Linked DNA regions of Homo sapiens: region 1 is linked to region 2. The links are chromatin loops, found by intact Hi-C in ENCODE. Cell type or tissue: mammary epithelial cell. All regions are shown on one strand. Links, peaks and the distances in the headings refer to the core of each region. The heading gives the core; the rest is flanking DNA. Region 1 holds the start of LOC105378965 (a long non-coding RNA gene). Region 2 has its middle 140 kb from the start of MOCS2-DT.

Evidence for each region. A loop is a pair of places that touch in the nucleus more often than their neighbours do. Peaks named below come from ENCODE experiments on the same cell type or tissue, not always from the same donor. Only the 100,000 strongest peaks of a DNase experiment are listed, where the experiment ranks them.
Region 1: it touches region 2 in a loop (7-fold over the local background); 2 of 110 quality-filtered maps call a loop at or near these places.

The regions. Positions count from the first base shown.
Region 1 is chr5:53,325,950-53,342,432 of GRCh38, reverse strand. It overlaps LOC105378965 (a long non-coding RNA gene), which reads left to right and starts at 15,890. Exons shown (of 4, transcript XR_001742511.1): 1 at 15,890-15,990. RefSeq lists a cis regulatory region at 5,292 and an enhancer at 5,208-5,377. In mammary epithelial cell, for the core only: a CTCF peak has its summit at 7,182; DNase peaks (open chromatin) are centred at 7,822, 9,012 and 10,742; H3K27ac peaks cover 7,347 bases.
Region 2 is chr5:53,237,967-53,254,449 of GRCh38, reverse strand. No RefSeq gene overlaps it. Among named protein-coding and RNA genes, the nearest start is that of MOCS2-DT, 140 kb to the right of the region's middle. In mammary epithelial cell, for the core only: no CTCF peak of the experiment used is centred there; DNase peaks (open chromatin) are centred at 4,709 and 8,149; H3K4me3 peaks cover 241 bases; H3K27ac peaks cover 5,629 bases.

The DNA.
Region 1 (16,483 bases), core at 3,946-11,945, 88 kb before region 2:
CTCTGTCTGTCACTGGGTCCTGGATGTGTGGGTGTGTCTGCCTGGTGTAGAAAGCTAGAGGCAAGGCAGATGTAGATTTGCCAAGTGTGTACAGGATGCTCTAAGCAGAAAATCAACAAACTTTCTTTTGGACCTGATATCAAATGTTGGAAAATCCTTTTTCTCTCTGTTGTTGGGGTAGGGAAGAAGCTATATATCTTGCAGAAGGGCACATTACTGGAAGGTAGGAGTATGTTCTGAGAGTCAAGGAGGTTAAATAGGCTTTATCTTCAGGTGGAGCAGAGTTGGTCCTTGGATAGTAGGGAAGTATGCCAACCTGCAAAGAACTTGACCCAGGGGCTTTGGGTGGAGGCTTGGGTGTCAAAGATTAATAGGAATCTATGTAAGATTGAGATACCTGCAAATGGATTGTGAGATAGAGATAATGTGTAGACAGGAGATTTATTAGGAGTGTTCTCAGGAACATTATCTGTAAAGGAATAGAGGAAGCAGGATTGGGAAGAGGAAGGAGATGAATTGCAGTACAGTAGCAACAAAGGCCTCAGTCAATCCAACTAGTGCTGTGCAGCTGGAAGTGCCCTTCAAGAAAGGAGACCCTGCTTTGAGCAGCCATTGGACACAAGCTGTCTGAGAAGGGGGTATAAACTTGAGTGAGGCAGCTTTCTTTGGCTGAGTTCAATTCTGAAAGAAGGGCACAGCTCTCAGCCATTCACAGCCAGCATTCCCTATAGTTAGAAGAATAAGTTGTTCTTGAGGTGGAGATCTGGTTGGTCCATCACAGCATCCACTACAAAACCTAACTCTTGCCCCCTGTTAACCAGTATGTCCCAATATGAGGGCTGCATAACTACTCTTAGCCCAGCCTGTCTTAAGGCATGAAAATTATTGTGCAACTGTTGACAAAAAATGCTCACAATATTTTTTGTGTGCAAGTTTTTGAGTACTTGACCTGTCTGTCAGTAACTAGAGTCTCTTACTGTTTCAGGTAGAGATTCTGCTCCAGCCCTAGTTCCCAGGCACCCTACCCCTCTCCGATCAAAAGGAAAAGCAAGAACTCTACAATAGGTGTGCCGCACCAAGAGTTGTTTCCACACCCATAGCTTTCACGTAGAGGCACATGTCCATAGATCTTAGTCAAAAAGAGTGGAGATATTCAACACTGCCCTCCCTATAATTAGAGAAAATGTATCACTACTTCTTGGTGGATCCCATGTCTTATTAAAGTGAAAATCTTTGACCCTTTATGTAATCTTAAACCACATTTGCAAGATGATCAAAATTTTATTGCATCATCTTATAAGTTGTATATGAAAAGCCTCAGCTCAAATTATTTCCCTCTCTTCCAACTGTCACAATAATAATCAGTCAATGAAAACATGTAAGACAATAGGCTTCTAAGGCTGGTGTTAATGGTGATTTTGATTTTAGGACCTGAGATATAAACACATAATGAATGACTACTATATTAACTACTTTCCATGTATTCTTTTTCTTTTAATCCAGGCATCATCTCTATCAGTTGACACAATGATACCCCAATTTCACACATGATGATACTGAGATGTAGAGATGAGGTGGTTTGCCCAAATGCATGCAGCTGGTAAGTGGCAGAGCTGTGGCTGGAAACCAGGTAGAACTTACCTTCTACAGTACCCTGATGACCACCAACCAATCCCTATTTTGCGTGGTGCTAAAAAGCAGTACATGAGTAAATATCCTGAGATCTAGAAAATAGAATGTTATTAAACTTAAAAATAAGGAAATAAACTAAAGTTTTTTGTTAAAGTGTGTAGCATTAGTATTCAAAGATCATTTAGACATCAGCCACTGCATTTCCAGCAGAATTTGCTATCATGGGTAACTGTTTTCAATGCTGACACTCCATCTGAGACAGATCAGACAGAGCCCTAAAAGTAATAACCTTTAAATTGAGAATGTTTACTCTAAAAGTTCCTAACACAACCCAAAGCCAGAAAAGTTCACAGCTCTACATTAAAATGTTAGAAAAAGATCACATTGCAGCAGCTGCTTATGTGGATTACCTAGTCTAGCCATTCTGCTAAGGCTTAAAAAAACCTGTCTGAGTTGTAGGAAGAAAAAAAAGAAAACAAGCCTCAAATTATCAAGTTGGTGCTTGTTGATAGAGCTGTGATTTCCCATTTGTTGCCCCAGAAGACCCAGGTGTATCTGAAAGTCAAGATTTTTTTTCAAACTCCGAGGCTGAGGAAGGATTTCTTTAGTGTACTTTCCACCAATGCCCTGTAGCTTCCCTTGAAATTCATGGAATGCTTTGCAGCTGAACCAAAGCACATTAAGAAATCTGTGTCTTCTCATAGCCATTTTATACAACTTCTCTCAATACTTTACAAAGAAATAAAACCAATGTACTCTGCCTTTAACCTTTGTCTTACTATGTAAAGACTAGTGACACTATTAAGTGTGTCCACGTGTGTATGTACACTTGCTCTTGAGTCTTTTGAAATTTAATGTACTTTAATGTTGATTAAGGTTTTGATCCTTAAAACTCCAAGTGTGGATCTCTAAGGCATGATATAATCTCAATTTTACACAGCTTTGGACAAGGAAGAAGCTCTCACAAAGAAATTAGAAACTTTAGTGGGGCTTTCAGCTATCAAATTGGATACCTCTTCCTGGGCTCCTAATGTTCCTTTTTTCTCCATAGTGCTACTTTCAATAGCAACTGTTTCTTGCCTTTCCTCATTTTTGTGGTTATTTTTTGGGTTAATCATAGTAAGAAAAGAGATGAAAGTAGATCCTACAATAGAATATTTCTTTGTGTGGGTGATATTAAAGAGCTGATTTCTGATACCACAAATTTAGTTCCAATATAATCATCTAGACTCAGAGATGAAAACAATACTCTTTTCTGGGTCAGAGGTTTGTTGAGAGGGGAGAGAGTGTTAGAGAGTGAGGGTTCTGGCTCACGCTACAAGTTTTTTACCACAAGGAACAAAATTGTCTATCTAGTTTAAGGATGTTTATGAAAAGTCATGAATTACCTGTAAAGTATCTGTGAACCTGAAAGAGAGAGATCGTGTTTCTCATCTCCTTGCTTGTAATTCAGAGTATTCAGTCGTCTGTTGTGAAATGTTTTCTGAACTTGAAATCTCAGGATTCCTCATGCATAGAAAGAAGTGGCATAAAAATATACACACCTGATGTCACTTTAAGAATGGCCAGTGACATTTATGGTGTTGTTCTTGGAAGATAAACAAACTAAAAAGAATCAGCTTGGAAGATCTCTTGGTTTACTCTTTGCATAGCTTATTGGTCAAGATTTTGTTTGGCTGCATGTCATCTACACTTGAACTACAGTGGCTAACCAAACAGGTTGAATTTTCAGCCTTAGCCGGGAGTATGGAGGTAAGGATCCAGTGTCACTATTCAATAACATCATCAAAGAACCAGGACCCTTCTTTTATCTTGTTCTGTCATCTTTAATATATGGCTTTCATTCTCATGGGTTTAAGCTCTACTTCTAGGCATCATGTCCAAATTTCAGGCGAAGGACAAAAAGCAATAAACAAAAGGCACATATTAGATTACTCTGTCTCTTTTTAGTAATGATAATAATAATTTAAAAGCTTTCTAGAATCTTACCTGAGAGGGTTGCTTTTATACTTCTTTGGCCATAACTTGGTCACATGACCATACACACCTACCTGCAAGGAAGCTGGGGTAGGTATTTTAAAGTAGTGTTATAGTCACTCTAAATTTTGATTTTTGTTAGTAATGAAAAAGTAGAGAATAGTGATTGGATGGAAAGCCAAAAACAGATATGATTAATGCCAAAAAGAAGGAAGGAACATACCTTTTTTTTCCCCTTAAAAATGTTATACTTGATGTGTTATATAAGTTAAAGTGTTCCATCTTCCATGAAGTTTTTCTTTATCCTCACTGTTTAGTCTGTATTCTTGCAGCACGTTGTCCTTTACTTTAAATAGTATCATGGATCACACTGTACTCCAGTTAGTTGTTTACATGCCTGTTTTCCTTAGAGAGTCAACTCCTTGAGGATAGAGACCTAGTTTAATTTGCTTCTGTAATCTCATCACTTACCCCCATGTCTGGCAATCTTGTGAGAACAAAAAAGCCAATTGAATAAATAAGGACAAAGTAAGGTATGGGTAGCTCATGATCCCTAGGAAATGAATGGGCTCTGAGAATCTGGGGTCCATCTACTTGCCTCTTCCCCAGACTTCCTTGAATCCAGTCTTTCATTCTTTTTCCTCCTAAACCCTTGACCATTCTGAACCCCCTTCTCTCACCTGAACATCTCACCCCAAGATTCTGCACATACACTTACCTTGGGTCAGTTTTTTTCCTACACAAGTGGATGATCATCACTGCCTGAAATTCTGTCCTTTGGAAGGATAACCCCTCACCTTGAGTTGGGTTATAACATAGTAATAAGCCAGTTTTGGCTTGTACCACATATCAAGATGACTCATCGGTAAATAAAGTTCTGGTTTTTTTTTTTGTTTTTTTTTTTTGTTTTTTGCTCCTCCAAAATCTGGTAAAAGAGGTTCCCACCTGCAATGGGGCCAAGGTGTGAGCTGAGGAAGAGGCATGGGGGCAGCAGCTGTGGACACATGGAGTCTGGCTGTTTGCTCAAGCAGCTTGTTTGTACTTTCTGGCCCTGATTGTGCCTGATCTCTAGTGTTCCACTTCTGTCGTATGCTTTTCATTTGGTTCGTCTGAAAGAACAATGGCTTGCAGGCCAAATATGGATTATTTTTGTGAATAAAGTTTTATTGTAAGGTAGCCACATCCTTTGTAATAATAATTCAAGTAATTATTGTCTACTGCAGCTTTGACACTCCAACAGCAGAGGTGAGCAGTTGTGATAGCAATCCTAGGGCTCCCAAAGCCTAAAATATTTACCATCTGGCCTTTTACAAAGTAAGTTGGCTGGCCCTGGCTGAGGGAAACCTGGGATTTCAAGATTTTGGGCTGAATTAACTCATATATCCCCTTCCCAATTTTCAGAGTTCCACTCTTTCCTGATCAGAACCTTGACCTTGGCCCAGTAGACCTCTGAGGCTGGGAATTCAGCTTTCTCTGGAAAGCTTTCTCAGTCATTAGGTACTTGGCTTAATCCTAGCTTTTTCTACCCTATGGCTACAGGAGATGAGAATCTCTTTATTAAATGACAAAAAAATTCTGTCTTTTACATTTTTACATTGGTAACTAATCACCTTCAGCCTTTCATTGTCTTTCTCCAATGCACAGATGCATTGACATATTGATGCATTGATGGCCCTCAGGAACAGCCATCCAATTTCATAGTCTTTATAATTATTCTTTTTCATGAACATCTCAAATATTTGAGACATTTTAGCTGCCATTGCATTTCCTTCTCTCAATATCCCAATCCAGTTCACCACTCAAGGCTGGTTTCCAGGATTTACCTGGAGCTGCAGAGAGCCCATGCTTAGTTTAATGTTGTGCAGTTACCATCTTGAAATTTTTAATACTTTTATCTTTGAACTGTGTCTTGTAAGTAAAGTCTGATGGGACAATGGAGATATGCATGAATGGTGTGAAGAGATACTTGAATATGCATGCCCATCATTCTTTGCCATTCCATAAGCATAAAGAGTTTGTGATGTTCATAAATGAGAATTCTCCCAGCATACATAGGAGTTCAAGGAGTTGCAAAGCAAGTAAAATATAAGCATTTAAGTTTGCAACTGATAGGCCATAATTGCCATTTGAACCCAAATTGCTTCAAATGCAGAAAGAGGCAATGACAAAAACCTGAAAGACCAATGAATGCTACTATATATAATTTTGTACTTGTGTTATTTCCTTGTATTAGCCAACCACTTACTGCAAATGATAACAGAAGAAAAGAGAAAGATAGGACACAGATTTTCTTTCTAGTCCTTCCTTACTCATCACTAAGCCAAAGAAAGATGGTGTTGTAGAAGTGTGTGCATTAAGAAGTCAAATGAAAACAGTTGAGTTAGCTGTGTACAGTGTTTCCATTGTTCTGCTAAGAACGAAATGCATGTGCATGCATAAGCTAGGAAATATGATGCAGCCATAAAAAAGAACAAAAACATGTCCTTTGCAGCAATATAGATGCAGCTGGAAGCCCTTATCCTAAGTAAACTAACTCAGAACACCAAATATTGAATATTCTCTCTTACCAGTGGGAGCTAAGTCTTGAATTTCCATGGACATAAAGATGGGAACAATAGACAGGGGATTCCAAAAGGAGGGAGGGTGCAGGGGCTGAAAAATTTCCTATTGGTACTATGTTCACTATCTGAGTCACTACACAGGATGAATAGAAGCCCAAACCTCAATACCATGCAATAAGCCCTTGTAACCGCCTGCACAAGTACCCCCAAATCTAAAATAAAAATGGAAATTGAAAGAAAAAAAGGAAATACGAGTTGTGTAATTTCAGTGTGTTCTAGTCCATTTGGGCTGCTGTGGCAAAATACCATAGACTGTGTGTTTTGTAAATAACAGAACTTTATTTCTCACAGTTCTGGAGTCTGGGAAGTCTAAGGTCAAGATGCTATCAGATTCAGTGTTTGGGGAGGGCCCACTTTCTGGTCCATAGATGGTGCCTTCTCCCTGTGTCTTTATATAGTAGAAGGTACAAGGGGTTTTTCTTGGGCATCTTTCACTACTGTGAAGTTTTGCATAAATGGCAATCAGTATACTACTTACCACTGGTCTTCGTTACTGGCCAATTGGTGAGAGATCCAGCTTTGTAATCTCATTTTAGCCTCTAGGTCCCAGGAAAACAAATGGAAACTATCTTAGATTTGGTTACCCAGGGGGAAAGCTCTAAGAAGGAAATGTGCTCATAGGTGCACCTGGGTACGATCTTGCAGTTGTCTATGAAAGCCAAGGGAAGCATGAGGTCAGAAGGAGAAGTTGCACTGTAATGTGGGACAGGACTTTTGAATGATCGTATGTGGAGCTCTAGAGCTGGGATGGTCTTCAGAATTGTGCCAGTTGAGTCAAGGGAACAAGCCTACCCTCACTTTGATTAGTCATGGCTCGCAGGCTGTTCCCAGAGAGCAGATCATAACCTTTGGTAAGGTATTCTCCTTCAGCTGAGGACAATTCCTGGAGAAAGACTTAGTTGGCAGCAGTGACAACTAATACTTGCAGGAACTGGGGAATGAGGGCCTCTGTCCTGCAGGGGTCAAGGCAGTACAGCATCCACTGAACAAGGTCCACACAACAGCCAGAAACAGGTAGGCATCAACAGACTCCACAAGAACCAAAAGATTTCCTTTCAATCTTACAGTTTTTTAAAAATTCAGACAAAGTAGAGCAGAAAAGAAAAATGCTGCCATTACATACACCACACAAAAACTTCAGTGGTTTAACTGCTGTTATTACATTAGAGTCAGGCAAAATCAATTTTATTTAGTACAACACAACTACTACTCTTTTCCTTTAAAAAATTCACCCTCTTTTTTTTGTTCCAGGGGATCAGTCTCAAAGCCTGTTCCATGTACAGTCTTCACATCTGAAGAAATGTGGAAGCTAGCATACTTCTTTCTAAAAAATGTTAACCTTGTGGCTTTATTACAAGAGGAAATGAGTCAAACCTATCAACTTCATGATACTACAGTTAGGTGCCGTAATCCAAAAGTTACAAAACAGCCTGCAGGACATAATGCAGTTTTAGAGTGAAAAACTTAAAAATGCTTCCCTTATGATTGATGAGTTACAAATGGGATGGGCTGAGATAGCATGTGAACTTGTGCATGTGTGTGGGTATGTTAGTTGGGGGTAGAGTTGGGTTGAGGTTGGGGGGTGGTGGCGGCGCACCTTGCAAGTTTAAACTGGGCAAGCTCAAAGGAATCATGCTTGGCTTAGGTCCCATGGTACAAGTTTGTACTGGGCCATGAAAGACGATGCTTGGTCCTATGTGTGACACCTGGCATATAGGCTGAAAGAAAGGTGTGCCTTGTCAGGGATTTTCCCAGATGCTTTCTGGATTTCTTCACCATTATCAGCAGCTCCTTTTAAACACACAAAGCATGTGTACCATGCATTGCCAGGGCACTGTTCTGGGAGTAGCCTGCTAATTGTTCTTTCTCATTGGTATAATCCTGGTTGAAGGGAGAAATCGGCAAGAAATCAGGTTTTTCTCTCCACCCATCTCCACCCAATCAAGGACTCTATATTTTTGGTTTGAAAGAAAGTATCAGATGGTTTGGTCTTTGGACAGAGTACCCAAGATTATGGTGAGAGGAAGGCTCTATCTCTGTCCATATTGCCTAGGATAGTAGAGTCAGATGAAGAGTTCAAACTTACAAGGACATTGAAGAAAACTCAAAGCCCCAGCCTCAAATACAAGAGAGAGGCTGGACTACTCAGGTCTCTCTTTACCTTACTACTCCTACTCCAGCTTGGGATAGGGTTGGGGAGGGAGCTGCTGGAGAATGTTATTTAACCACTAGTTATAATCTTGTTAAAGGAACAGAATATCACTCGTTTTGGACCTCAGGCTGGCTGGTTTCATATAGTTAAGCACAGCATGAATTGGCATTAAATAAACTCAGAATGGAGGAAACATGTTTCACAAGGCAGGGAGAGATGTGGGTACATTACTGTTGGCGTTTTAAAAGACTAAACTTGGACTAAAGTCTTCTCATCGTGAGCAGAGCAGATTGTCACCAGGCCATCCCCAGCAAGACAGCACCACAGAAATTCACCCCCAGCTTCCCAATGCCTACATCTTCATTGCCACAGAAACAAAATCCTGACTCAAGAGATTAAAAATTTTTGTAAAAGCCTCATTGACAAGGCATTCAGCCACTGTGCTTTTACCTCATCAGATACCATCCCCTCTCACTTTCTAGTTTTTCCAGCACCTAGGAAACATAAAATTGTCATGGTATTCAAGATACTTTCTCTGCTCATAAAACAATAATCACATTGTAAACCCAAGAGTGCTGCAATAGAAGTCTTTCTGGTCCTTTATTAATGCTGCTGGTATTTGTCTAGCCTTTAAAAAGCTTTTGGCTCAACATCCTACTCATATTTTTGGGCTATGACTTGCTAGAGTTGTCAGGACAAGTAAAACATTTCCCTTTCAGCGTTCATTACAAGAAAAAAAATTCTATTGTATTTCTTAAAAGTGACTTGTGACTCATCTCCTTTTTTGGGATAGAGTTATAGCTTAAGGTTGTGCCGGTGGTGTACTTCCCTGTGGTGATAAGTAAAGCAAATGTTCGGAGGTGAGAGATACTGAATTTGGATATGAGTTTTATTTGTTCATTTGCCACACCTACAGGATGCTACAGAACTCTGCAGGAACATTTTAATGAATAAATCTTATGGGTTTTTAGTATAACTCTATAATTTAAGATTGACCTCTGAATTCCAGCTGAAATTTATATTGAGAGAAAGGAACAAAGTGCCCCATTAGTGCAGACTTATTTTGACAAACGTATTTTTATTTATTGTTTGAAAAATGAAAATAGCTTTATTGCTTCCTTATAGTTAGTAAGTAAATGTTTGACTTTAAAAAATTATTATAAGCAGGAAAAGAACCCAGTTATACATGCTATTGCAAATATTTCAGAAAAGACAGTGACACATAAGGAAGGAAACATAAATTATTTATAATTTTACCAACCAGTGATAATCAGCTTTAAGTGATAATCAGCACTGATTATAGGCTACATTGGTTTATAGCCTAACAGTCTATTTTTCTATGTATGCACACAGGTAGATTATATTTTGCCAAAATGAAATTGTACCATACGTGTTGGTTGGTGGCTTTAAAAAAAGATTCATCAATAGATGAACTGTATCATTCCTCACCTTTTTTAGTAAACAGAAAGAGTTGTAAATTGTATGACTCTTTAGACTGCTTGCTATGGCAGAAGTGGAAACATTTTCAGAACAAATGAATTGTGCATCATTTTGTTAGCAAATCGTTGGAAAGACTAGATAGGTCAGAGAAAGCGCAACTATTTCGCTTTGAACTTCTTGCACGATTATATTGAAGGAAATTCTCTGGGGACAAAAATTTTTTGACTGTCATAGAGCCAAACAAAATGGCTAAAAGTTGTTGAAAGCCCTCTCAGAATATCATGGTGCTGTGCATTCCCTGGGCCATCTTGGAAAAGAAGGAATATATTCTTTCATCAACATTAGCATGGAGCTTCTGTCAGAAGAGGCTGTGCAGCACATCTGTGAACCATTTCTTTGGACTACTAAAAGTATAACTCTAACTCCATGATATTATTTGCTCCCAGAACTTTTTCTTTCATTTTTTTTGTAGTTGTCTATAGAACCAAAAAAGAATAAAACCAAGAATAGGGGTGGAAAGGTTATAAATACATTATGTTTGAAAGTGTTTGGCTTACATAGATGAGGTCAAAGTTCTTTTTAGCCAAAAGTTTGTCTTTTTCATTTGTTTGCATCCCATATTTGTGTAAACAAAAGGAAATTACTTGATGAAACTAGAATCCAGTGAAAAAGTTACCTGTTTGGGGTTTTGTAAACAAAGAAGCAAACAAACAAACAAAGACACAGTAGGCCAAATTTGTCAGGTACTGTTGAAGGTAGAAAATCTACAGTGGTTGAAATTTGGCTGTTTCCTGAACCTGAACTTGGTTATTAAGTGAGTATCTGGACTGAGTCACGAGGTGAATGCTAAATAGAACCTATAGGATGTGACTTCTGCTGTCTGCCTGCACATGCCCACACAGCCTTCCAAGTTGATCCAAAGGGGATGCCTCTTTGCTTTGTCATAGTCACCTCCCATATTTCTGAAATGAAGCTTACAACCCAGAGAGGATAAAACTCCTGGGAAAATAGTTGAAAGACTTTGAAATTACCAGAAGTCTTGGCTTATGCTATCACATGACTCTGAAAGCCTTTTGCTGATAGAATCACAGGGCTGAAAATGATAGAAAGAGGTCATTTAGTTCATTTATCTGCCCAAGGCAGAAACATAAATGTACCACTGGTGGCTTTGCTTCTTGTTAAAATGCTGTTTCTTCAAACAAGAAAACATCTTCTTTTTCTAGTAATTACTAAGTTATATTTACTTTGGATAAAGTCTCAATGACTTTATCTCACTGTTTGTTGTAGAGCAAAAACAAGATAATGGATACTGAGTGATTAGGTTTCACATAAAATTAATTTGTGACACTGATGAAATTAAATAGTACAAATGATCTAATAGGATAATAACAAGGTAGGGAACTTGTAAGTATACACACATATTTGTCTATCAGCAATAGCATCTAATTACAGACATATTTTCAAAAATCAGTTTCCCAAAAATTAAGGTTTCAGCTTTTGGAAAATGTGCATGGAAACTTCCTTGAGCATTTTGCTCTACATTCAACTATAATAACAATCACCTTTTACATTTTTCCCATTCATAAAAACAACTAATTCCAGAAGAAATAAATGAAATTGATAGGGTTTTTTTTTTGAGGCTTTCCTAAGTTGAATTCATACCATTAAAAAATCTTTCATGTTTAAATTCTATTTCTCTCTTCAAAATATATCTTGAACAAAAGTTTCATGCAAACCAGTGCCAGATTTTCTGGTCACTTTAGATCAAGCTAAACTCGCATGCAGACACTACCCACAAGAAGATTACAGCTGGATTTGGGAATTAAGGCATAGATATATAAAGAATTAAATAGCAAACTGAAAGTTTACACAAAACTATTGCAGATTTCCAGATGGGCAGGAAAGGCAGTTGCCTAAGGTCAAAGGTGGCAGAAGATCAATCATGTTGTCTCTATTATGTAAGAGCAAGAATAGATGATTTTCAAGAGCTCCTTTAGGTTATGACTCCATGATACTCACTCATTCACAATCGGTGTGACTTGGCAAGACTGGACTCAAGGAAGTTGTGTTTCTTTCCTTGATAATACAGAAAAATAAGAAAAAAAGAAAGGGCTCCTTTATATTGTGTATTATTTACTGGATCCTATGGGGGAAATAGACAGGTAAAGATATAAACAGTACAGAATTTGCCTTAATGCTGTGCCTGTACACACGGACAAACAATGAAGCTCATAACCAGAAAAATAGCCATTAGGCTTTCAACCTCTTTGGTGGTAGCCATCTTGGACACTCCTTGTTTCTTTTCCCTTTGCTTTCATTCTGTTTTCTCACTGCTCACTACATTCCTCTTGCTCTAATGTTCTTGTCCTTTTCTCCTATTTCTGGCCATGTTCTTGCTCATGGCCAGAAATAGGAGAAGCTAGTGGCAACCTTGGCTTTCTAAGTGTTAACCCTGGGCAGCCTCAAGGGTACATCTGGTATTGGCTTTTGGCTTTCTGGACACTGAACTCTCTGTGTTGCCATATAGTCTTCCCCAGTGTCAGCACTCGGTGGCAGTACTTGGACTCTATCTTGAACGATTAACTCAACCCACATGAGATAAAATAGAAGAGCATTCCAAACCAAGGCAATAGTGTATTCAAACTGTATGAAACCATGAAAGAAATTGGCATATTTATTATATTGTGATAATATATTCAGATGTTAAACAATCTTCAGACGGACCTCTGTTGTTCCATTTACAATTCGTTGGGTTGGATCTTGGCAGAACCCATAAACAGGGATGCTACAGTTGCTCTACTGCCTAGGTATCTATAGGCTGAGCATTAGACCTACTATTTTAGGACAAGTTCATCTTTGTCACCATTGGCACTTTGAACAAGATTGCTCTCTTAAAAATCCTCAAAATCTACTCTAGATCACCTATAATCATTTGAGGTGTTTTATGGTTCACCTGCCACCTTTACCACATCTTCTAAAAGCAATGACTTCAATTTTCACCTTACATCAAGAAGGTCATTTTGAAAGAACTTCAGGTTTACATGTGTTGCTTCATTTCTATCCTTTAATTGTAAATCATTGCCAAATTTTCTGGTCACATGGAATTACCTTGGACAGAACTAAACTCACATGCAGATACTACCTTCAAGAACATTACAGTCATATTTGGTAGATATTCCTTTAGCAAAAAATGTCTCCCAATACTTGAAGCCTACTTCCCAAGCTATTGGAGTGTCTCAGGGCAAATCTACAGCAATTTATTCCATGCCTGGTCTTCAAACAATACTTTTTCTTGCAATAATAGTGCACCCTACTCCCAGTTGCCAAGCCCAGTTGTTGGGTGATCCCTGAATGCCTAACACTCATTAGAAAAACATTAACAGACCCTTCAAACCATGTTGTGTTCTTTAAAGAAGAGGCAAAAGACCACAACCAAAAGGAAGTACATGGCAGGGAAGTTAAGTGTCCGTATCTGAAAAGAAACTTCAAATCCTAGAGCAAGAAATGATTGAACACGCTAGGAATATTATGACTACCGAAGAAAAGAGAATGAATATAATTGTCTTCATATATTTGAAAGTTGTCATCTGAATGAGAGATTAGACTCATCCTGTATGTTTTCAATGGACAGAATTAGAACCAACATTGAAGACGTAAGGTAAAAGATTTTGGTTCAGTATGAGCAAGAAATGTCTGATAAATAGAATTGTCCAAAGATTAAGCAAAGAAATTTGAGAGCTCTCCATCACTGAAATTATAGTAAAGGCTGTATTCAAGCATAGGAATGTGAAAGGAGTTGGGGAATGTGTCTTTTTTTTCAAGAGCATGTGATTACTCCATAAAAATTTGACATAGATGTAGGCTTCATTTTCTCATTTACTTATTAAATCTTTGAGTGCTTACTATACCGCTGGCCTAGTGTGAGCTTCTAGGAATACAAAAGTGCATGAGTCACAGCCCTGCCTTCAAAATACTTTCAATCTAGTGAGAAAAGTACATGATAATTCAGACAGAAAGGCAAACAAGCAAGGCAGCACCATCACACTGTAACATGTTTAATTATCTATCTTCCCCACTGGAATCTAAGCTTCTCAAGGGCACATATACTGTGTATTTTGCTTGCCATTTTTTCTCCAGCACTCAGTCTGTGCCTGGCAGATAGTAAACAAAGTTTTATTGACTGAATTTATTGAATAATGTGGGAATCTATTCTGAATGTGATTAGTATAGTGGAATACTAAGGAAGGAATGTTCAATGTTATCTGACCAGAGGGAAGTGTTCAGAGAGAGGATGTGATTCTATGTCTTTAACCTCAGAGGAGGAGTCTGATCTGACATAGAAGAGGAGTTCACAATCAAGAAGAAAGGGCATTTAAGCTTGTTTGAAGGCAAAGACATGAAACAGCACTGTATATGCTGAGATGGACATGAAACAGCGTTGTACATGCTGAGATAACAAGCAGTTTCGTATGACTGGAACATATGATTTAGGGCAGTGAGTAGTAGGAGACAAGTCTGAAAAGGCTGTAGGAGATTGAATCATGGGTTTTAATGAAGAGAGTAACATGATCAGATTTTCCTTTCAGGAGGAAAACTGGCAGCAATGTGGTGGGGATGGGAGAACTGATTAAGACCAAAGTAGAGATAAGGAATAATAGGAGGATATTGCAGTCATCTGGGCAAGAGTGAGGAATGTCTAGAAGAGAATAGTGGCAGCAAAGGCAAAAGGACAGAGATAAAATTTGAAAGGTATTTAAGGTAAGGAGTTTATGAGACCTTGGTTCTGATGGGATGCAGATGGTGGTGAGGCTGGTAAGGTGGTTATAGTGAGAAGTGAGAGAATGACATCTAAGTTAGAGAGGCATAGCCATATAACAAGGTTTGGAAATATAGGGGGTGGAGGATTTGGGAGCTTGTAGCTTATTCAGCAGAGAGAGCCTAGTAGTGGGCAATTGGTATTATGGTCTGGGCAGAGAATAGAATTATAAATCATCACACATACTAAGGTGAAGTGAGTACAGATGAAGTCACCAAAGACAAGTGTGCACAGTAAGAATCGACACGAGGAAAGCATCTGGGGAACAGAAATAGAGGACTGTTGGGAGTTGATGCTTGGCATTGACTAGGATGTGACACCAACACGAGCCTCAGTTCTAAGCAGGTATATCACCAGAGTTTGGCATTGAAACATGAAATATGGTATGTTCACAAAGAGATGTTTGGTTTTGATCGGTAATATTTATCATTAATAGTACCATCGGTAAGGATGAGACATAACTAAGGAGTGCTGTGAAATGGATAAATGGTAACACTTTTAAAAGACTTTTCATAGAAAACCTCAAACAGCAACATTCCTATATTTACAAAATATCAAGTAGATCCATAATAGAGATAATAAAATATTCAGGGAAAAGTTCAGATGAAGAATATGCTATTATTTTCAAATTCTCACATTCTGACTTTAGTATATTTTAACGTATTTTCTTTTGTTAGGCAGTCCTTTCTCCAAAGGGCCATGGGTCCCTAAAATTTATATTCTCTTTCTATATTGGAGCTAATGGCAGTCAGAAGCCTTATTAGCTAAGGCTGATTTATTCAGTCAGTTTGTACAGGCAAGGAGTGGGGTTAAACTTGGGCGTGCCACTAACATGGTCATCGTTTGATAATAAGAAGCCTTACTGCCAAACTTCAGGAGTCTCCAAAGCTCTCTCTAGTCTGCAGGTCATTCTTCAGTTTCTCTAATTCTTGTACAAAAAAACCCACACAAACAAACAGATAATACGCAAATATACTGATTTCTTGTTTTTACAATACGTATAAGCTTTTTGATTCTGCACTGGCAGCTAGCTGGTCTCCTGAGACATGGTTCTGGACTATATCCAAAAACAAATTTAGTTTCTGAGGAGGAACATTGTGAAATCAGTAAGCCAGCAACCTTGCTGATCCAAGTGAGCAAAATGCTTTAGTTGGTGGGTGCTCCAAGCAAAAATGCTTAAAGGGATCCAAGAGTTCTATTTCTCATTTGACTCAGATTCAGTTAAATTTCATTTCTGTGGAATCCCGGATGATGAGCATCACCAAGTGCAGAAGCTGAGTTGGGTGGAACAGTTGCTCACAGTGGGGCAGCTCACTCATTGCCTTGACACATGCTCTTGTTTTGCCATGAACGTAAGTGACCTTAAACACATTTTTTTTCCTAAAATTATAGCAACAAGGGACTTGAAAAAAAATGAAACTCATGAGACAGCTATCTCTCTTGGCTCTTGAAAAGGCTGCTCCTTAATTGCCTCAAGAAAGATGAAATGATGGTACTGACCCTATTTCTCAGGAATAATTGATGGGTCACTTCAGCAATAAATTCAAGAGTAGATACTGACTAAGAACAGTTACAGAGCTTTATTTTTGCCTTATATGTTTATAATGAATTCAACTAACCAGGGCTCAATATAGGACTTGCTTTTTGAATTTTGCAATGATTTCAAATGTAAAGTCACTAAAGACCTCTTGTGCACTTTTAACATCTCTTCCCTTCCCCCATGTTCTATGTAAACAAAGTATGTTTCTTGAATTGTACCATTAACAGTGCCAGATTATCAATGTTTCTCCTGAACAAAGTTTGGATGCTTTCCTTACAATTTCCTTGTAATATAATTATGACATT
Region 2 (16,483 bases), core at 4,292-12,291:
AAAGGAAAGAAAAAGGGGGAAAAAAAGCAGCAAACCCAAAAGGAAGGACTTCTATGACACTTACGAAGGAAGAGTAACATTGCCTTTTATTTTGTTTTCAACTATTTTAAGAAGATCGAGTTTTCACCTTAGCTGTTGTCTACACATCTAGAATTATGTTTGATAAAATAAGGGTAGATTGGATTCTGAAAGAACGGCTAGCTGAGAAGGAAAGGCAGAGCCTTCCTTGGTAATAATTCAATATAATAAAAATGGTGAAGGAGATATTTCAAACCTAGAGACTTAGACAGGAGAAAAGAGATAAAGTCAGACACATTGAACTATTCAGTTTGCCTAACACACATTGAGGTATTCAGTTTAGGCATCATCAAATGCTAAATCAATATTTGCAGGTCCAAGTTAAGTGAGGTGTTTGCAGAGATAAAGTTTTGAGGAGAGAAATATATTGAAAAAAAATTTCTAAACATTCAACATAGATAAATCCTACAGAACATTGTTATCTAACACCAGAGCATGTCTGCAAGGGTAAATTGTTGGAAAATAAAGTAACATGAATAACTCTTACAGTTTTGCATATCAGAAAGATGACTGATTAAAGTATGTGTTTATTTGAATAGGCCAGGAGCATCTGTCTCAGTTTCATAGATAAGCGTGTGCATGTTTGTGGTTTTTTTAGAACCATAGATAAGTGTGTACATGTTTGTGGTTTTTTTAGAACCAAGATGCCCAGAGGGTGGAGCACACAGCTGTGGCTCTGCTACCTTCATCATTGTCACCATCACCGTGATAGATAAACAGGCACTGTACATTCTGGGATGCTGAGCCCCACAAGTGGGAACCTAATAATCAGCTGCCTGAATGTTTACAATTTTTTCAGATGACTGAGGTCACCCTCTCCAGCCTCAATGCCAACCAAGAAATGAACATTCTTTACCACATTCCTTATCTCCAAAATCTTCATGAGGTGGTTGTTTCTTCTCATTACTCCCTGTCTCTGCTGTGAATCTTGGCTTGTGTGACTGCTGTTCTCTCCCTTCTTCACACCAGTTTGCTTCCTTCTGGACGCTCACTGCCTTGATTATTTCAACTCTCCAAAGTGCCAATGACACAAGCCTGGGTGTGTAGCAGACTTTTACTTTGAGGATAATTGCTTTGGATTGAATGTTTCTATCTCCCCCAAACTTATATATTGAAAACCCTAATCTCCAATGTGATGGTTTTTGAAAGTGGGGCCTTTGGGAGGTAATAGGTCATGAAGGTGGGGCTCTCATGCTGGGGTTAGTAGTGTCCTTATAAGAAGAGACAGGAGAGAGCTCACTTCTTCTCTGCTTGTAAGCACCAAGGAAAGACCACTTGAAGACATAACCAGGAAAAAGGCCTTCACCAAAATCCCAACCATCTGGCACCCTAATTTGTACTTTCAGCCTCCAGAACCATGAGAAATAAGTTGTTGTTTGAGCCACCAACTCATTTGAGCCACTGTGGTAATTGGTTACAGCAGCCCAAACTGAGACAGTAATGGAGAGATTACAGGGTGTCACTGAAGAGACAAAATGCGAAATAGAATGTTAATCACCATGCTCTAACATTCATTAACAATTTTCTGTCCTCCCACATTTTTGCCATCTATATGCCCTCCTTAAGTTTTGCCTTGCCTTCATCTTCTTGTCCCTGGTCCCAGTCTACCTGCTAGACTCCAGCCCCAAAATTCTCATTAATTTTTTATGCAATGTAATTTTGCTTTCTGTACCCTACTCTTAACCAGGCATATTGTTGAGCATGTTTTAAGATAAAAGACTTTTTAATGTGGGTGACTACCATTTTACAGCAAAAAATGTTTAAGAATATTTGCTAACCTAAAACAAAACATATGCCAAAAAACTAGCAGAAGTTCTGAAATTTTATTTTTTTCTCTTAACATGATCAAAACCTTAGACAAGATTCCATATCCATTGTTAGAGCATAAGACACAGAGTATTTTTTCTTCCTCTAGAAGCAGAAATTAAACACAAATGATCCTTGTAGTCTTAATGATCACACATTCAAACAAATGTAAATTGGGTAAATAAGAAAATCTATTATATAAAAACTTGAAGCAACTGTATATGTCAGACTTTGTTCTTGAGACTTTCACATGCATTATCTCCTTAATTTTTACAGCAACCTAGTAGTTAGCTTTTAGTCATCTAGGTTTGCATATTGCTAAGGTATCAGGTGGAGTTCAGTTAGAAATATTGATTAATGGGTCACTACATTTCAGGTTTATACTTGGTTTATCAACTTAATAACCTATAGAATTGTATATACTCTGAAATGATCAGGATTTCAGCAATGGTCTCACACTACCTAAATTCACACAAGACCGATATAAAGTCATGTGCCACATGACCTTTTGGTCAATGACAGGGCACATATACGAAGGTGGTCCTACAAGATTATAATGAAGCTGAAAAATTCCTATCACCCAGTGATGTCCTAGCCATTTTTCTAATGTCGTAGTGCAATGCATTACCCACGTGTTTGTGATGATGCTGGTGTAAACAAACCTACTGTGCTGCCCGTCCTATAAAACTATAACACATACAGTAATGTACAGTACATAATACTTGATAATGATAATAACTATATTACTGGTTTATGTATTTACTAAACTATGTTTTTTTTTTTTTTTTGAGACAGAATCTGGCTCTGTCACCCAGACTGCAGTGCAGTGGCACAATCTCAGCTCACTGCAACCTCTGCCTCCCAGGTTCAAGCGATTCTCCTGCCTCAGCCTCCCGAGTAGCTGGAGTTACAGGCATAAACCACCATGCCTGGCTAATTTTTGTATTTTTAGTAGAGATGGGGTTTCACCACTTTTGGCCAGGCTGGTCTTGAAGTCCTGACCTCAGGTGATTCGCCTGCCTAGGCCTCCCAAAGTGAGGGGGTTATAGGCGGGATCCACCATGCCCAGCCTAAACTATGCTTTTGATTGTTATTTTAGAGTGTACTTTGTCTACTTATTGAAAAAAGAAAAAAAAGTGAACTGTAAAACAGCCTCAAGCAGGTCCTTCAGGAGGTATCCAGAAGAAGGCATTGTCATAGGAGATGACAGCTCCATGCGTGTTATTGCTCCTGAAGACCTTCCAGGAGTAGGTAAGATATGGAGGTGGAAGACAGGCATATTGATGACCCTGAACCTGTGTAGGCCTCAGCTAATGTATGTGCTTGTGTCTTAGTTTTTAACAAAAAAGTTTAAAAAGTTAAAAACAACAACAACAACAACAACAACAAAAAAAAAACTAGAACAAAGCTTATAGAGTAAGGATATAAAGAAAAAATATTTTTGTACAGCTGTGCAACGTGATTTTTAAGCCAAGTATTACTACAAAAGAGTCAAAAAAATTAAAAACTAAAAAGCTTATAAAGTAAAAAAGTTATAATAAGCTAAAAACTTATTATTAAAGAAAGATTTTGGGGGGTAAATTCGAAATTTGTGTAAATACACTCTATGATGTACACACAATCACGAAATCACCTAACACATTTCTCACAATGTATCCCCTTTGTGAAGGGACAAATGAATTCAGAATGCCAACATTTTAATTCATAATATGACACATCAATTATCATCGGTGTACTTGGGAGTTATGGCCTCTCTCCTGGAATCAAGGTATTTGGGAGTCAGACTATTAATCGGAAAGTTTGAGAGTCAAACCATTAGTCACAAATAGGTAACTGGAAAATAGAAAATAGGAAGTGGTGTTTGGAGATATTCTACTTAAGTTCAGAAAGCTTTGATGAACTATTACTAACCCAGTGTCTCTTCCAAAAAGACATTTTTTCTTTAATTCAGGCCGCCCTCTTTTCCTTGAAATGCATTTTCTTAAGATCAGTTAATATTACTTATTAATATATAAATTAATATATGGGACTGAGAAAGAGTCAATTCCTTAGGCTTCCAGGGTTACCCCCAAATACTGGTTTATACACATCACAGAGGAAATGAAAGGCTCAGATTAAATGACCCAAAGAGTGTCACATAGTTAGCAGGTGCCATAGCTGAGCTCTGCCCTCAGGTTTTCTTTAAACTTAGCGCTTGTGGCTTTTACTAGTCATTGAGAGAGAGCTGCTGTTTAGAGGCTACAGCATCAAGAGCTATTCTAGGGGATAAATGAAGTCAACATGTGTGATGAAATTATTAACATGTACTTAGGACACATATCATTGCCGAATGTGTATGTGCAGTCTGTGCCCTGCTCCCACTCTTGTCAGCGGGAAAGATTGTTGTCCTTTGCATCAGTTTCTGGGCTCCCCTTTGGATCAGAGAACCTTAGTAACAGTCAAGGCAGAGGAAAAAATGAAAGAAAACCAAGTGGCTGAGTTGATTTACACAACAGCTGAGGGAGAGTGTAGAGGGGAAGGAAGAGAGCAAAAGCTTTATGGGGTTGGTGTCAGGGAGAACATATTTTGCTGCAAAGAGGAAAGTGAAGAGAAGAATAAACGACTATAGAGAAGCTTGGATGAGAGAGAATTGTAAAGTAGAAGACTAGGAGTTGAAAAATTATTGCTTTGAGTTGTGAGTTAAATTCTCTTTGCATAACACAAGCAAATAATAGAATTATTTTTCATTACTCATGGTTATTTTACAGGACTGTTTCTTTGAGTGAGACTCCTTGGCAAGGCTTGTTCATGTGGAGTCTCAGGGTTTATTTACATCCTGGCTGGAGGAAAGACACATCATTCCTCAAGACTGATTCATTTGAAGTAGAGGTCGGGCTGGCTTTATGGGGCTTGTGGCCAGCAGGACTGTGCAAGGCCCATGCTCAGAAGGACCTCATGTTTTTCTATTGCAGTCCTGAAATTCTTAATAATCTTATTCCTGAATTTGCGTTGTATAGGTGAAATATGATGGGACATGGAGTGGGGGTGGGAGAATGGGGGAGGCTTGGGCTGGACATACAGGAGGACAGGGTGGGAGGCTGGTGGCAACTGGAGGCAGCTCCGGTGGCAGCCTTTCCAGCACTGGTGAACCTCATGCATTCAGCCTATTGCCTACCCTGATCTAGGGACTGAGCGATTCTGGGTGGAAAGGTTTAAAGATTCTTGGACTCACCTGTCTGCCCTGAGCTGGGCCAGTGGGAAGGGGAGATGCCTAACTCGACTTCTCCAAGGGTGGCTGGTGGGACCTGAGATAGCACACTACATGCCCCATGTCTCTGGACTGGGTCCCCAGCCAGGGCTTTGTAGTGAGGGGTGGAAGTAGGGTGGAGGACGTCTACTCTCTCTGGCAAGTATACCTGTGGCTTGGACTGCTCCAGGGATTGGTTCTGTGTTTTGGGGAGTTCTCTCTTCTTGCTTCCAACCTTCCTGAGTTTGATATGCATTTTCCCTTTCTGGTCAGCTCAGAGGGCCTGCAGGGTTGAGCCAGTAAATATGAACTGGGAAATTTTGGAGATCTCCTACCAGTTAAATGCTCTTATATTTACATTTAAAATTGGCATGGCACAATATGAAGGTGAACGGTAAAATTTATGTTATTAACTTAAAATTTTAATTTTTCTTGACTTAGGATGGCATTAGATAGCAAATAAAAAACATGACAGAGAGGGATCACTAGAAGAAAGGAAAAAGCTTGATATTTTAGTACTTTTAATGGCAACTTTTTCCTGTTTTTTGACCAAGGCGCCTTGGGTTTTCATTTTTCACTGGGACCAACAGATTATGTAGCCAGTCTTAAGCAGGGAAATTTATAAGACATAATTGCCAGAAGTCTGGAGAGAGCTGGCTGAAATGGTTTCAGATTTAAGATGGAAATAGAGTCAATGCACCTTGCTACTGGAAATGGTAGGACTCTTTTGGATGGATAAAATGCTGCAGAGCATAGGACCCTGTCAGATTCTGTAGTAGGGCAGATATTAGCTCAAATTCTGACTTTCCACAGTTTATTAATAAAACTTAATATTTCCTGGCAAATGAACTATTCCATCAACTGTGCCATGGGGTGTTGCTTGAATATAGGAGCCATACGAGTATGCTGGTACTCACTGAATTTTCCCAACACCATTACTTCTTTTCCCACGGTTACACAGAATCACTGGCTCTAATTAGGATGGTGTTTGTGGGATTGTCTGCCGAAACTTGTGTTCCACCTTCCGTAATGTAGCATTGTCACTGAAAAGTGACAGCACAGCTAGGAACTACATCTCTCTGTCCCCTTTGCAGCTAGGTGGGATAATATAATCTGCTGTAATTGAGTAAACATAAGGTGTGCCATTTCTATGAAAGGTTTTTTACTAAGTGATTGTCCTTTTTCTTTTGTGGATCAGGTGCAGAGGAATCCAAGGTGTAGGGAATGAAAGAGCCACAAGATGTAAGAAACCTCAGTTCCTCAATGTAGACATGGAAGAAAGCTTCCGGGAGCAGGCTCACTGGATTTGGTCACATAATGATCACAGAATAAACTCTTGTGGTAAGCCTCTGAATTTGGGATGTTTTGTTAAAACAACTAGATGACCCTAACAGTTTTCACCAAGGTCAGTAATCGACTGATTTAAGTGTTTCAAAAAATCTTTAAACAAATTCAATTGTTGCTTTTAATTTTATAGATAAGGAAATCAAAGTCTTGGAAACTCAATTACTTTCTCAGATAAATGCAAACAGCTGGTAGCAGAGCCAAAGACAGATACCTGGGCTCGTGTCTTCTATTCCAGCTCACTTTCTTCTTTGTTGATGATAAATTTTAAAGGACAAACTTGCTGTGAATATTTATTTATGCCATGCTTTTGGAAGTACTGTTAGGCAGAGAACTACAAAAACATTTCATTCTTAAAAATCCTAATAGAACTAAGCTGGTCAATATATATTTTTTCATGATGTTATATTGAGTGTTAATGTTAATTACGTTAGTCACAAATTAACCCTTTTCTTTTAAATGTAACTTTAAAGGTTTATGAAATTCTAATCCTTTGTTAGACATATTTAATTGTTAGGCATATTTAATTTTAAATGGAAATCAGAAGAGAGATTGTTTCACTTGCCAGCAATTTTCTTTATAGCAAACTTTCTTAGAATATATTTAGTAAATTCTCCTGAACGAAAAAAATGTTAGTTATGAATGCTATAGTTTAATATTGAATAGAATTTTTGGAGAATGTCAGGAAATTTCTATGAACTCCATCACCAAAGACCATGCTTCTTTAAAGAAAGGAATTAGATCAAGGAAGAAGGAAAAAAAGCATAAGAAAAAGAATGTGAAAACGGTGAAAACAGTCTTGTCCTTCTGGACTTTTGCTAGAAATTGTGATCAAATAATAAGTTTGTAGAAAGAGGATGTAATAATATATGCTAGTACATGTATAGAAAAAATATTTTGCTTGGGAAATGGTGATATGCAGTGAATATTGAGAGTGGTTCTCTTTTTGGAGGAAGGATTAGGAGGTTTTCATCTTCTATATTAAGTATTTCTATAAGAACAGAACCTTGAAAGTTCATAATTGCTTCTATAAACACACAAAATTTAATTTAGGCATACAGACCTGAACTATACCACACATCATGTCAGTTCTGCAAGGTGTTGAAAGAATTCTGAAACTCTCTTTCATCCCATAGCCAAGGAAACGATAAGGCAAAGTTTTAAGGTATAAATGTGTCCATGGGAGAGAATTTAAAAAGTAGTCACATATGGAAGCTTCTGGAAAAACGAAACAAAAAAACATTTTTTAGGATCTCATTTGTGATACAGGCATATCGTCATCCCTTTTATTCAAATCTTTTCTGGCTATTCAGACTTCCTCATAACTATTTTTACAGTGAACACTGGTTTCACTACAGTTTTGGAGTGTGGGTGGAAACGGAGACAGAAAGGAGGAGCATTAATAGTGAGAAAAATTATTCCCCAAAGCAGGGTATCGTCTGTAGAAGAATTTCAGGAGCGTCTCTCTAAGGCACTCCTATTCTTAATTTTGGTTGAAACCGTGCACACCTTTTGTTGTACTGGGTCTAGTAATACACACCTTCTTCCTTTCCAACCAGCCATATGAACTTATCTACATTACAAGCTTCTGCCAGAGGCCAGGAAAAAGATGTGTACGGTAATTCCAAACACAGTCAGGAAAGGAAGTGGCTCAGTGGTTTTCTTAAAAGTCAGTGACACCTATCAAATGGCATTAGAAATATTTAGTAAGGACTATTCACAATTGCTTCAAATTGACAGGATAGTGCCTGCCTCAAATGAGATTGCACATTACTGGATGATTTTTTAAACATTCATCTGCAGTCATGCGGTCAGCAAGATAGTTTCAACTGCCCAGAAAAAAACAGATGTTAAGTGGTGATTGTGCTTTGAAATAGAAATGAAGTCAAGGATCTCCTATTGCTTTTGAGCAAGTCAAGCTGTCTAAAAAGCAAAACAATTTAAATGAAAAACATTCTTTTTATGCTGTGGGTTTTTTCCTCATAACTTACACTGTTTTCTGTGCATGCAGTGCTATCTATCTTATGTAATTAGGAGAAAATCTTAAAAGCAAACATTGTACACAGAATTGCTAATAAGATCACTTGTATGATGTTGGGCTCCAACCATTTTGTTATATTATATTGGAAGTAAACTATTGATTATAAAAATAACTATAGTCAGGCACAATGGTGTAAACCTGTAGGCCCAGCTTCTTGGGAGGCCAAAGCAGGAAGATCCCTTGAGCCCAGGAGTTCAAGCCCAGTTTAGGCAACATAGCAAGACTCTGTTCCCCCGAAAAAAAAAAACCTGTTTTTAGTTTTAATGTTGCTTCTGATCAATGTTGATTATAAAAAGAAAACTGTGTACTGTTAGGCAAGCATAAAGTTATCACCTGTTCAATTTATTCATTAAACAACCATAGATGTGCCATTATACATGAAACATTTCTGGCTCCATATTTTAAAAACAGTCTTTTTAAAATTTATAAAAAGACAGTGAGAACACATGGACACAAGGAGGGGAACAACACACACTGGGGCCTGTCGTGGGATTGGGGGGCGAGCCAAGGGAGAGCATCAGGACAAATAGCTAATGCATGCAGGGCTTAAAACCTAGATGATGGGTTGATAGGTGTAGCAAACATGTAAACCTATGTAACAAACCTACATGTTCTGCACATGTATCCTGGAACTTAAAGTAAAAAAAAATATTAATTAAAAGAAAATGTTGGATTTTTGAAATAGTACTGCCCTTTTAAATTTCATCAATAATGCCTATGTGCTAAATTGAGACATGCTCAGTCGCACTAGGAAGCATTTTGCTGTGAAAGCATTTATTTTTTTCCCATTGTGCTGCATTCTTTTAATAACTCTTAGGGTATAAGACTCCAAAAAGCAGGTTGCTCTTGTAACCTGTCCCCTTCAGTATTTCAATCTAACAGCTTCAAGTGTCTTCATTCACTCTCTCTATGTATAGAAATCACCATCAGGCTTTCCTAAATGAGAGCAGAAGTTTCACTCAGCATTCTTTTCCTAGATGGGGGTTATGATGACATTTCCTTATTGTTTAAGGGCAGCCCAAACTCATGATTAATTTGAAAACTAATTACCAAGAATGTAGGACTAATGTCTTGCTCTAGCACTGACTATCCAAGAGAGTTTGGCCAATTCCTGTATATATGTGCATGTATGTTTGTATGTATGTATGCATACATCTTATATGTGTGTATTTGTATCCTTACAAGAGAAATATAGGTTTACCAAACATACTGATTTTAAAGGACTAGTTAATTTTTAAGTATTAATTAATATATTCGCCACAAATATACACTCTCTGAGATGTAATTTAGTCCAATATTGTTTGGACTAAATTAAATAGCACTGACAGCCAAAATCTTGCTTACCAAGTCTGAGGCTGTTGCTCAGATGTTTCAAACAATATTGCATATTTTAAAAAATGAATTAGGACACTTCCTTAGAGAATGTATTAATAAGACTTTCTAAAATTTGAAAACCCAAAACTTAAAATAATCAGCTGAGCTTTTCCAAATTCCAGGATGTTTTTTGGCATTATGCAGCTAAAATGCCTACCTAGATGTTTTTGTAGAGAACCCGTCATCCTATTGTTTGAAGTCAGGTAGGTATGGTCTATGTCAACTATGAAAATAAGCACTGGAGGGGCCAGAACTTTGTCCAAAGCTCATAAGTGATCATTGTGTGCTCAAAGGAATCAGGCGATGTGCTTAACGGAAATCAGATGCCATGCCTTAGAGACATGAATTAGACTCTCTTCATCTCCAAAACATGGGAGTTTATGTTTGGAGAAAGCACAAACTACTGTTACCCAAAATAGTAGTGTTTTCTTGAATTAGATTCCATTAAAAGGCAAATATATGATGACATGTATTACCTTTTTCTAGCACAGCCTTCCCCTCTTTCTGTCTCTCCATCATCAGATTTCACTATTTTTGCTTCGTTCAGTCTTCCAGATTTGGACAACTAAACATGGTCTGTTTCTTCAAGGCCCAACTCTAGACCCTTTCAAAGAACGTTAAGTGGATTATCTTATCCATATTATTATATTACCTCTTCAGTTAAGGTGGCTGTAGTTTTACTGATGATCCTTTCTATGTCAGCTTCCAGGGAGGTTAAGTTGTAGAACTCAAAAAATACAAAATTTATAGTCAAAATATTTGGGTAGATTTCTGATTTTTCTACCTCACCCTAGGATTCAACCTTTTATTTAGTGTTCTCATCTATAAAGCAGAAACACTTATAATTCCCACAAAAATAGTGGATGCATTTTTGAGTTATCTGCTTAACTTATTACATCTCCCTTGTTCTGGAGTTGCCCCCTCGCCCACAGGTGAGCCATGGCAGCCATTTTTGTGGTAGATGGCTCCGCCCTGCTGGCCAAAGACAATAGAACTAGGAAAAGATAACTTTTCAAATTGGGGTGATCAGAGCTACATTCTCCTGGTAATTTGGAATTGAAACTGAGTAACGATAATTCAGCTGGGCTGGTCACTTGATGACAGGAGAAGTAAATTAGGAAGGTTTGATGGCAAATTTGGGTACAATGAATCAGGTGCACATAGAAAAGTAGAACAAAAAACAAAAATACTGACCTTGGTACTTCCTGGCCTTCCAGGTCCCTGTTCCAGCCTTTTTGGAGGCCAGTTGCCTTTGGGTTTCATGAGATGCTGATGTTGATGATAATGAAATGTCCTCTTTTTCTTAAAGTTTGACATAGGTTTCTGTTATTTGCAACTAAAATGCTTGACTAAAGCGTCATAGATGTGCTGTGAGGATCAATTCGTGTAATATTCGAGATACTTTGAAAATAATATAGAACTATGTAAATATTACCTATGGTTATTATTAGAAAATGTCCTAATCTAAGTGGGTAAATGTTCAATAGGACACTGCAGTAGGTACTCGAGGGCTGATCAGATCCTTAGAAGCTCTTTAGTGTGTCATGGAGATAAGTGTTACTCTATTACCTTAGGTCATTGTTGTTGTTAATCTAGTAATAAAGTGAGGAATGAAATTAAATTTAGCCTAGAGGTGGAGGAAAGTAGCTGTGGAAAAGTGGGGAATGGCCTAATTTAATATTTTTAAGACAAATAATTTGTGTCATCTAAATATTTTTGAAAGTGATTTACAGAAACCCAAATCATAATAACCTAAGAAAATTAGTAGAGATCCTAAATATTCATATATAAAAGTGAATCAATTCACAGAACTGAAATTAGTGGTGCAGAAGTAGAAGCATAACAGTAATTGTTAACACATTCTTTTCATTATGTTGTTTATCTGTGACATATAAATATGTTTTGAGTCAATGGTTTCCAACCTCGGGGCACGGATGCCTGGCCTAAAGTCATGGGAGGACAGAATAGATTTTTTAAAAAAGGATGCTTAAATTTGTGTATACAGGACACATTATCTATGGATGCAATAAATATTTTATATAAAAATAACAAATTTATAAATTATTTGTATGTGTTACATAATTTAATTCTTACGACCAGCCTATATATTATCCTCTTGTTATAAGTAAGGTATTTTGGACCTAGAGTGAATTAATAACTTGTTCAATGTCAGACAGGTAGTTAGTGACAGAACAGATTTTTCGCTCAGTCAACATGACTCCTAAGCTCTTAACCACCATATTACATTGCTTCCAGCATAGATATTATTAGGTTAGACCACATGATATGGTCATTTTTGTAGGTCAAGAACACTCAAATATTAACAATTTCATGATTCTATCTCATTGTGTTTTGACTATTACCTTATTTTAAAACATAATTGAATTTAATGTATTTTAGCAACATGTACTTTCTCACAATGCAGAAATTTAAAATACAGCTACTGTCTTATTGATGGCATTTTAGTCTGGGTTTCCTAAAAATTAGAGCTAGCAACAAAGATGAAGTGTGTCAGCTTTATTGGAAGGTGGAATCCCTCAACAACAATAATAGGGGATAAGGATGAATGAAGCAGGAAGAAAGGAGAGCAAATACTAGATGGTAAATTTCTGAGTTGGCTACAGCCTAAAACACACACACACCTATGCACACACACACACACACACACACACACACACACTCACACGTAGCAGGTTCTTCAGGCATATGGGACATCTTCTTGTACATATTATGCCAGAACAGTCCATCAGGAAAACGAAAGCAAAGGAGTTCATCTGCTGGTTCCTTCCCATTTCCTGGCCCTCGCTGATCAAAATCCACCCTTTCCAAGTTGAGTTATCTGCATTCTATGGGCAAATTTCACTCTCGTCATCTGAGTCTGGAAGTCGTAGAGAAGCCAGAGCCACCCATAAGTTTAGTTTGACTGGATCACATCTGTTCTGGGCTCTGACACAGCAGGTTTGCTGAAGGTAGTGCTAAAGCCCAGTTCTCACCCCAGAAGATCCTGAGACAACCTGCAGCATTTATACATGAGGTCAAGACAGCAACTGCTGGGATACTCCACTGAGCAAGCAGTTGAAGCCCCGGGGTGGGGAGAACCCAGCAAATCTGGTCAAGGTCATAAACTAGACCTGGTACAAGAGAACCTCAATTTTATCTGGAGGTGTGAAGAATTTCTGGTAATTAAAAAAGCTGAAAATCAGGAAAACATGGGCTTTTTCTCCTGCTGATAGGTTGATAATTATTATCCGCTTCTTTTCTTGGGTCAGTCTTATTATCTGTCATTCATAATGAAACCAGGAGGTTCTAATGTCATACTTAGAAATATCTAAGGGGAAAACCCAAAACACTAGCAAACAAAAATAACCTTAGCCTGCAATTCAGGAAAGATTGATTAAGAATCTTATCTAGTACAAAAAAAAAGGAGTAGAATCATTCATTTGAGAAAACAAATGATGCTGTGCCTTTTTTTGGTACTAGACAAGGTTCTTAATGTCCAGGGCTTATCTCCATTTGAGAAAAGATATTTGCCATTTTTAAACCCCTCCAGTGATTTTGCCTTTCTCTTTGTTTGGAAAGGCCACATCTTCCATAACACAGTCCCCCAAACAATGCTGGATGGAATAGATCTGGAGAAGCACTCAGTTCCCTGGATAGTATTTGACCACATTTATATTGCTGTTGGATGAGTCTCACTGCAGTATTGGCCAGAACTGACCTTTCACAGTTAATCCTTTTTGAACAGCCCATGGCTCAAGGTGTTAGGATGTCAGCCAATATGAAAGAAATATGATCCTAGAACACAGTGTATTGTTAATTTTTTTTCTCTCTTTAGGTAGGTTTTTCAGAGGAGCCTAGGGATGAGAAAGTTGAATAGGAGAGGAGGAGACAAAGAGAAGGTGAATAAAAGGCATTTTCCATAATTGCTCATTCTGAGGTTGCCATAGTGATCAGCCAACATGATGGCTGCCAATGGCCTGGTCCTGACTACCCAACCCAACAATATTAGAACAGTCCCTGCAGGTGGAGAACAAATGACAAGATGATGTGTTTTGTCTGTCCGGGTAAGGAGCTTGCATGTAAATTCAACAGAGCTACTCACTTTCAGAAACTCTTGCTTATTCTTTTCTTTTGTAAACAAAACTTTTCCCAGCTGAGGCCTGCCACAGAACACAATCATGATGAAAAATGTTTCCATACCTGGAGGCGAGGGGCACTTGGAAACCTCATTTACTTGGCATCTGCCTTTCAAAACTTGACCAGGTTTCCTAATTTTAAGACTGTCTATTAACTTTAATTGTAATTCACTGTGGAGCTGGCTATAATTCAATATCTAAAAGGGGCAAAATTCAATAACTAGAAGGTCAAAATACAATTACATAAGGAATGGGCAAGTTTGATCAGTTTGGAATTGGCTGAAAATTTTTATCCTATTCTTTCATGGCCCTAGATTAGGATATTTCTTAAAGTTTAAAGCAGTATATTTTTTGAGAAGCAATAGGGAGGAAAATGAAATTAATTTCAAATATTTTCTGAAGTGATATGACAAGGTACAGCATGATTTTTTTAAGTCTATAATAAATACTTGGACAATATATTTTCCTTTCTGTAATTTTCCCCTCAGAATTACACTGCCTTTTTAGTTCTTCTGTGCCCATTCATTTTGAAATATTAAGAACATGGAAGCAGTAAAAATGTACACAGTTTGAAGAAAAAGACTGAAACATCTCACCACAGTTTATCCAGTAGCTCCTGACAAAAACTTAAGTCCTAGAAACATCCTGGGTCAAAGACCTAGAGTTTTTCTAGAAACCACTAAACCCTTGGAATCATTTCATTCAATTCATTTCTTTTTAACCCTTGGTGCCTGGCCAGTGATGGGCAATCTGAAAGACAAGAGAAGGTATCCAGTTCTGTCATGGACCTTGAGTCAAGCAATATACAGGAGACCATTAGTGACCCTTCAACAGCACATTGTTCCGCTCTTCCACCTCTACAAAGCAATTTGCACTTTCCCAGGACTCACTTTATTACAACCCTCTGACACACTTGGCTTAAGCATTATTTTCCCCAAAGTTCTGGCACATCCACTGCCAAAATGAGTCATGAAAATAAGAACAGAAAATTCAAGTACAGTGTGGGTGTGTGCAAGTGTGTGTGTGTAAGCACATGTACATATGCATATATACATATATATACACATATATTCAATGTCTATACATTTTTTCCCTTTCAGTCATCTACTTTGTGCCAGATATTATGCTAGGTGCCGGGAGTGCAGTGCTGAGCATTGATAGAATAAATAATAAAAGAAATGTATATATATTAAATTCACGATAACATACAACTTTTTGTCTCTGACAAAAATTGCAATTATTTAAAATTGTAATTTTAAAAAATCAAAATGGACAGTCATATACAACTGACAAGAATATAAAATTGTATAAACTTCTTGAAAAGCATTTTGGTAATCAAAATGCACTGAATACAAAATGTATGTACCTTTAGAGCTAGCAGTTCAACTTTTAGGAATCTATCCTAAAGACATAAGGATGTGCTCAAGGTTTAACTACTAGGAAGTTTATTATAGCATTACTTATGAGAAGACAACTGTGAACCTGAATGTCCAACAATAATAAGAATATGTCTATATATTGGCCGGGTGTGGTGGCTCACACCTGTAATCCCAGCACTTTGGGAGGCTGAGGTGGGTGGATCACGAGGCCAGGAGATTGAGACCATCCTGGCTAACATGGTGATACCCCGTCTCTACTAAAATTACAAAAAAAATTAGCTGGGTATGGTCGTGGGCACCTGTAGTCCCAGCTACTCGGGAGGCCTAGGCAGGAGAATGGCATGAACCCGGGAGGTGGAGCTTGCAGTAAGCCGAGATCATGCCACTGCACTCCAGCCTGGGCGACGGAGTGAGAGTCTGTCTCAAAAAAAAAAAAAAAAAAGGAATATGCGAATATATTATATATATATATGAATAATGAAAACGATAGTTATTACATCATACATGCTATGTGTTGGCATGTTCTAAGTACTTTACCTGTATTAATGCACTTAATACTTGCAGCAATTCTATGCAATAGGAACTATTATTAACCTTACTTTATGGTTGAGTAAACTGCAGCATAGAGAAGTGAAATGATTTGCCCAGAGATACACAGTAAAGAAAAAGACCAAGATCTGATCCAAACAGCCTGCCTCCAAAAGACCACTTCTCAGTCAGTATGCTTACTTCTGATGTGTTCCTAACATGGAATTCTATTCAGCCATGAAATATGATGTCAGAAAAGGATCCAGAAGAGCATATTTTAAAGTATTTATTATCATTCTCTTGGCGTGTGAAATTGTGAGTATTCTTCATTTCTCACTTATATTTTCTATTAATTGTTTGACATGTATACAATATTTTTGAAATTACAAATAACATTACATAAAGCACAAAAGGAGCCAAGAAAAGATTTTGTATTGAAAGAACAACAACAACAGCTGGACTGCCGTCTCTGGCTTTCACAGTGACACACCGCCTTTGGGTATCCACAAGCCAAGAGTAAGAGGAGCTTCCTCTTACAAAGCTTCAAGCCTCATGTAAAATACCCCAAATG